2 separate regions of the Homo sapiens genome follow, and region 1 is linked to region 2. A link is an interaction called in ENCODE POLR2A ChIA-PET data of the cell type or tissue named here. Cell type or tissue: endothelial cell of umbilical vein. All regions are shown on one strand. Each heading gives the region's core, and the rest is flanking DNA. Links, peaks and the distances in the headings are about the cores only. Region 1 overlaps FAM171A1 (family with sequence similarity 171 member A1). Region 2 overlaps RPP38-DT (RPP38 divergent transcript).

What was found. ChIA-PET counts read pairs that join two places held together with the same protein. Peaks named below come from ENCODE experiments on the same cell type or tissue, not always from the same donor. Only the 100,000 strongest peaks of a DNase experiment are listed, where the experiment ranks them.
Region 1: POLR2A ChIA-PET joins it to region 2 with 5 read pairs; 4 of 35 experiments call an interaction of 5 or more read pairs at or near these places.

The regions. Positions count from the first base shown.
Region 1 is chr10:15,361,450-15,364,365 of GRCh38, forward strand. The region is part of intron 1 of FAM171A1 (family with sequence similarity 171 member A1); the gene reads right to left. Among named protein-coding and RNA genes, the nearest start is that of FAM171A1, 8.4 kb to the right of the region's middle. In endothelial cell of umbilical vein, for the core only: no CTCF peak of the experiment used is centred there; no DNase peak of the experiment used is centred there.
Region 2 is chr10:15,093,242-15,096,157 of GRCh38, forward strand. RPP38-DT (RPP38 divergent transcript) reads right to left here. Exons shown (of 2, transcript NR_160789.1): 2 at 2,144-2,916. It also overlaps the pseudogene GAPDHP45. Among named protein-coding and RNA genes, the nearest start is that of RPP38-DT, 2.6 kb to the right of the region's middle. In endothelial cell of umbilical vein, for the core only: no CTCF peak of the experiment used is centred there; no DNase peak of the experiment used is centred there.

The sequences.
Region 1 (2,916 bases), core at 94-2,593, 270 kb after region 2:
AGGTGGGTGGATCACCTGAGGTCAGAAGTTCGAGACCAGCCTGGCCAACATGGTAAAACCCTGTCTCTACAAAAAATACAAAAACTAGCCAGGTGAGGTGGTGTGCACCTGTAGTCCCAGCTACTCGGGAGGGTGAGGCAAGAGAATCGCTTGAACTCAGGAGGCAGAGGCTGCAGTGAGCCGAGATTATGCCATGGCACTCCAGCCTGGGTGACAGAGCAAGACTCTGTCTCAAAAAAAAATCATAAATCTTACTGATAGGACTCACTTTATGGATTGGGGACAACTTTAATAAAAGTGTTCAGTGCTCTTCATTCAGCTCTGCCAAAATGACATTAAAACTCTTTCTCCCAATACAAATTCAATCATTTTCCTATTCAAATTCTGAGCTCAAGATAGTACATCTAAGAAAATAAAAATGTTCATCTGACTTGGAACTACCTGGGCCTTTTCTCATTAAGTGTATGCCTCTCTATCCTTGTGGGAGTACAGATTAAAACAAGGCAAACAAAATTATAAAACAATCTCTGGTAAACTCAATTTTCACTTCCAAGGTATCTTTTCCTAAGCTAACTGCTACTTCCCAAAATTCCAAAAGATCTTGCTAGTTCTCACATTTGAGTGTCCTTATATATTTCATATAAAAGTAGGAGTTCAAAATATGGATGAACAGATGAAATCCACATTTGATCATCTTATCTACCCATCCAGTTTAAGGAATATAAGACAGCTTGACCTAATTCTTCCATCGTTATTATTCAGAGATTCCCAGTGACGATGAAAATCACTAAAGCACCAGTATTGTCCAGGCTGTGCTGTAGCTACTTTAAATATTTGATCAACTAGGGCCTCTTCTACTTAATTTGCAACTTTTAGGAATCCTGAGTGATGGAATACACACTTATGCTCCTTGAAATAAGACTTCTGTGTCCCACCGTGCATAACTCCTTGAAATATCTAGAAATCAACATTACTGGCCGCCATGGTGGCTCACACCTATAATCCCAGCACTTTGGGAGGCTGAGGTGGGTGGGTCACCTGAGGTCAGGAGTTTGAGACCAGGCTGGCCCGTCTCTACTAAATCTGAGATGGGGTGAAACCCCATCTCTACTAAAAATACAAAAATTAGCCAGGAGTGGTGGCATGTGCCTATAATCCCAGCTACTGGGGAGGCTGAGGCAGGGGAATCTCTTGAACCCAGGAGGCAGAGGTTGCAGTGAGCTGAGAGGGTGCCACTGCACTCCAGCCTAGGCGACAGAGCGAGACTCTGTCTCAAAAACAAAAACAAAAACAAAACATTACCAACAACCAGTAGCTGAACTTGTTTTTAGTCATACGAGAGTTAGTGGGTTTCATCTGAATCAAGAGACTCATGCCTAATTACATAAAAACTACCATCTAGATGTCCTTCTCACTTTAGGCATTTATTTTTCCACTTATTTTCCAATAGGATTGTAAACTTTCCGAGGTGAGAATTGCAAAATAATCAAGCTTATGCAAAAAATATAATGCCCCTCCCCGACAGACCACCTCTTTTTGTCCAATAAGTATTTAGCACACTGTCTTCATACAGCAGATGCTAAGATTTAGGAACTTGATTTCAAGAGCAGAAAACAGGTCAGCTACAGATGAAGGAAGTGAGGGTGTAGAGCAACTATGGAAAGGAGGATAAAGGAAACGCTTTAGAGGAGACGATTTGAACTGGGAAGAGCAGGAGACAGTGGGAAAGGCATTCAAAGACAGGCATGGAGGTCGTAAAGGCCGGGCTTAGTCATCCAGGCTTCACACTTCGGGCAAAAGGGACATACTTCGCATTATTCTGCAGGACAGGAATGTGAATTAAATGGTGCTTGAAGACAGACAACATGGAAGAGGGTTTTGAGTTGAAAGGACAAATTAAAACTGAGATGAAGACGATGCTGTCTTTAGCAAGGACCCAAGAGGGCTAAGGTAGACATGGAGTGGAAATCAGCAGAAATGAATGAATACTATGTCTAAGCTATGAGAGAGAGACAAAGATGCTACCTTAACCTGTGGCAAGGTCATCGGCCTTAAAATAACTGAATGATTCACTCCCTTCCTCCATTATTTATCTACCTTTTGGCCAAAGCCCAGAAATCGAGAAGGTTCAAGCTTCTCTGCAGCTTTAAGTTCAGTTCCTTGGCAGGAGACTGATGGCAGGACACTTCATCACCCTTCTCCTTCCCCTAGACATGAGGTTGGATGGAGTCCCATATGACTCCACCAAGCCATCAGTGACCCCTTCAGCTTCTGTTTGAGACCCTGCCCAAATGTCACCTGTCTCCCCTCTTTGGGGCCCACTGAACTGGATTCTTTTGCTCCCAAATGAGATGGAAATTGCAGGAAAGCAAGCAACTCCTCCCTCCCTCTATTCCCCAACAGATGCAGTGGCAAGGCTTGTCGAGGTGTTTCCACAGCGCTCCTCCCTCATCAGCATGGGGGCTTCTTGGATTGTTCAAATGGCCCTGGGCCCTGGAGCTGGTGGGGTGCATTTGCCTGAGAGAGGCAGAGAAATCTCAGAGGGGCCATGCTGAGCCCTGGGGAGGACAACTGGGAGGCCATTCAAGTCGGGTGGGTGGAGGGTGGGGGGGCGGTCCCTAACATTTCATTACATAAAGGCAGAAGGGACTATGGCGACATCCCATCCCAGCTTTCTTTTACTTCATTTGGTTACTAACAGATATGTTTCAACAAAAATTAGAGCACAGTCAAAAAGCCAGCAAGACTTCTGAAAGTGGCTTTTGGCAGGGGTTTCAGAGGCTACATGTTCTCCCTGCAGGTGTGAATCCCAGCTCTGGAAGGAACACAGCACACTCAATGGACCCGAACATAAGAAAAGCCACAGCCCACTTTTCCTTCCTCATCTGGAAGGAAAACAGTTATTCTGGTGATGGT
Region 2 (2,916 bases), core at 240-2,739:
GCTGGTGGTCCGGGGGTCTTACTCCTTGGAGGCCATGTGGGCTCCGCCACCCTGTTGCTGTAGCCAAACTCACTGTCATATCAGGAAATGTGCTTGACAAAGTGGTCGTCGAGGGCAATGCCAGCTCCAGCATCGAAGGTGAAAGAGTGGGTGTCACTGTTGAAGTTGGAGGAGATGACCTGGTGCTCGGTGTAGCCCGGGATGCCCTTGAAGAGCCCTCTGAAGCCTGCTTCACCACCTTCCTGATGTCATCCTATTTGGCAGGTTTTTCCAGATGGCAGTTCAGGCCCACAACTGACACGTTGGCAGTGGGGACACAAAAGGCCATGCCAGGGAGGTTCCCATTCAGCTCAGGGATGACCTTGCCCACAGGGCTTCCCTATCTTGTGGGAGAGTCTCACAAGGCTGTTTCTCATCCATGTCCCTAGTTTAGTTGAGACTAGGGCTTTCCATCTTCCCCTTCTTTCTCCGCACCCCCTACAACCTGCTCCACTTTAGGATGGAGCCGCAGGCTTCTGTGTAAATCTGTAGAACTGCTTGCTGAAGTTTAGTTTGTTCCTCGACAGAGTGACCCACCACTCATAAGACCTGTCATCTGACCTCTGAGATTGGGAATGCTGTCCCATGGGATTAGAGATGCAGGGAGCTGACATCATGTTGGTCTTGATTTTGCTGTTTTGTGAGACCTGCGAATTGCTCAACTGCTTGAAACTCCTCACCTTCACTTGTCTCTATGGACACAGATATTCTTTGGAGTACTATACCGTTCCAATTAGTAAAGCTTTCAGTATTCATTTTGCATCTCATCATTAAAGTTTATTCTTAGTAACTGATTTAAAATAATGAATTGTTTACATAACAACTACTGTTACATAACACACACACACACACACACACACACACACACACAAACACACACACACAGCTAAGGTCAGAATACCATGGAGGAAAAGAAGAATCTGGTGGTCAATTCCCTTACATTCTTCTATTGACAAATTTTCTTGTTGGGACCTTCACTTATTTCATCAAAGGATTGTGGCTAATGATCTAATTTATTACTCAGAATCTTTTTATTTATTTGTTTTGGAGACAGGGTCTCACTCTGTTGCCCAGGCTAGAGTGCAGTGGTGTGATCATAGCTCACTGTAGCCTCCACCTTCTATGCTCAAGCAATCCTCCTGCCTCAGCCTCAGGAGTGGCTGGGACTACAGGCACACACCACCATGCCCAGCTAATTTTTTTTTTTTTTTTTTCTGTAGAGACGGGGTTTCGTCATGTTGCCTAGGCTGGTCTTGAACTCCCGGGCTCAAGCAATCCTCCTGCCTCAGCCTCCCAAAGTGCTGGGATTACAGGTGTGAGCCACCACAGCCGGCCATCACTCAGAATCTTAAGTCATTGTCAAATAATGGAAAGCATACAAATCAAACAGTAGTCCAATTCTAGAATTAATATAAAAAGAAAGCTCTAATATACAAAGACCAAACAGATTTTACAGGATAAAACAACTGTCATTAAAAAGTAAAACTGGCAGGTGTGGTGGTGCACATCTGTAATCCCAGCACTCTGGGAGGCCAAGGTAGGAGCATTACTTGAGCCCAGGAGTTTGAGACCAGCCTGAGCAACATGGCAAGACCCCGTCTCTACAAAAAGTACAAAAATTAGCCAGGCATGGTGGCATGCTCCTGTAGTCCCAGCTACTCAGGAGGCTGAGGTGGGAGGATCACTTGAGCTTGGGAGGAGGTTGCAGTGAGCTGAGATGGTGCCACTGCACTTTAGCCTGGGCAACAGAGCAAGACCCTGTCTCCAAAAAAAAAAAACCGTTTCTTCAGAATAGGATATCAAATATGTAAAGTAATAATTTGAGAAACATGAAAAAGCGTTATGTGTAAAGAAAATCAGAAGACTTAATCTGTATTAGTTTAATGTAAAAGCATGCACATATGTGAAACAAAGTAGAAGGGAACACTAAAGAAAAAAATGGGTGTGATTGGGTCATGGGAGAATGTTTTTTACTTTTTGGTTGTAATGTTTGTGTGATACAAGAGGGACAGAAATTACTTTCGAAATGTACTTGTTAATTTTAGCAAAATCCTCGTGGAAATTATACTGCTAGTTTTAAAATAAAACACAAGCACTAAAATAATAAAGGTTATGTTTCATTTTTATTAACTTAGTTTTGCCACGGTTGAGACTGGATTTGCCATAGTTCAATTTATCAAGCACTTAACTATGTGTTCCGCACATAATAATCATCTTAGCATAGAGGAACATGTCTTCTAATCCGCACAAGAGATACTATTTTTATCACGTCATAGAGGAGGTTAATAAACTTGCCTAGGTCATAAGATCTTCAGTTGATGAAGTTAGGATTTCAACCCAGAGCCAAGTAATGTAATGGCTGATGTTTTCCACAGAGAAAATGTAAGCCGAGATGATGCTCAAACTATAAATCTGGAACCTTAGGGGGACAAAAACGTATGGATGTCTCCTTCCCATTACTTTAGCATTTTAATTAGATTCCTGTGTCTCTATTTGTCTTTGGAAATGCAAGCTGCTTGCAGTTCATCATAGCTAACTCACACAATTCATTTTATGAAACACAAACCTGTTCTCACAAACTCACTGTCATCTCTTTTTAATCTTTCTAATTGTGATAAAAATCATACTGCACTTTACCCTGTGTAACCTCCAATGATCTTTGACCAAAAGCCAAATCTTTTTTTTGTTGTGTTTACTTATGGACAGTTAGGTTCTACATAGGTACTTAAACATGAAAATTGAAATCATAGAGGCTGGGCACAGTAGCTCATGCCTGTAATCCCAGCACTTTGGAAGGCCGAGGTGGGCGGATCACCTGAGGTCAGGAGTTCGAGACCAGCCTGACTAACATGGTGAAACACCGTCTGTACTAAAAAT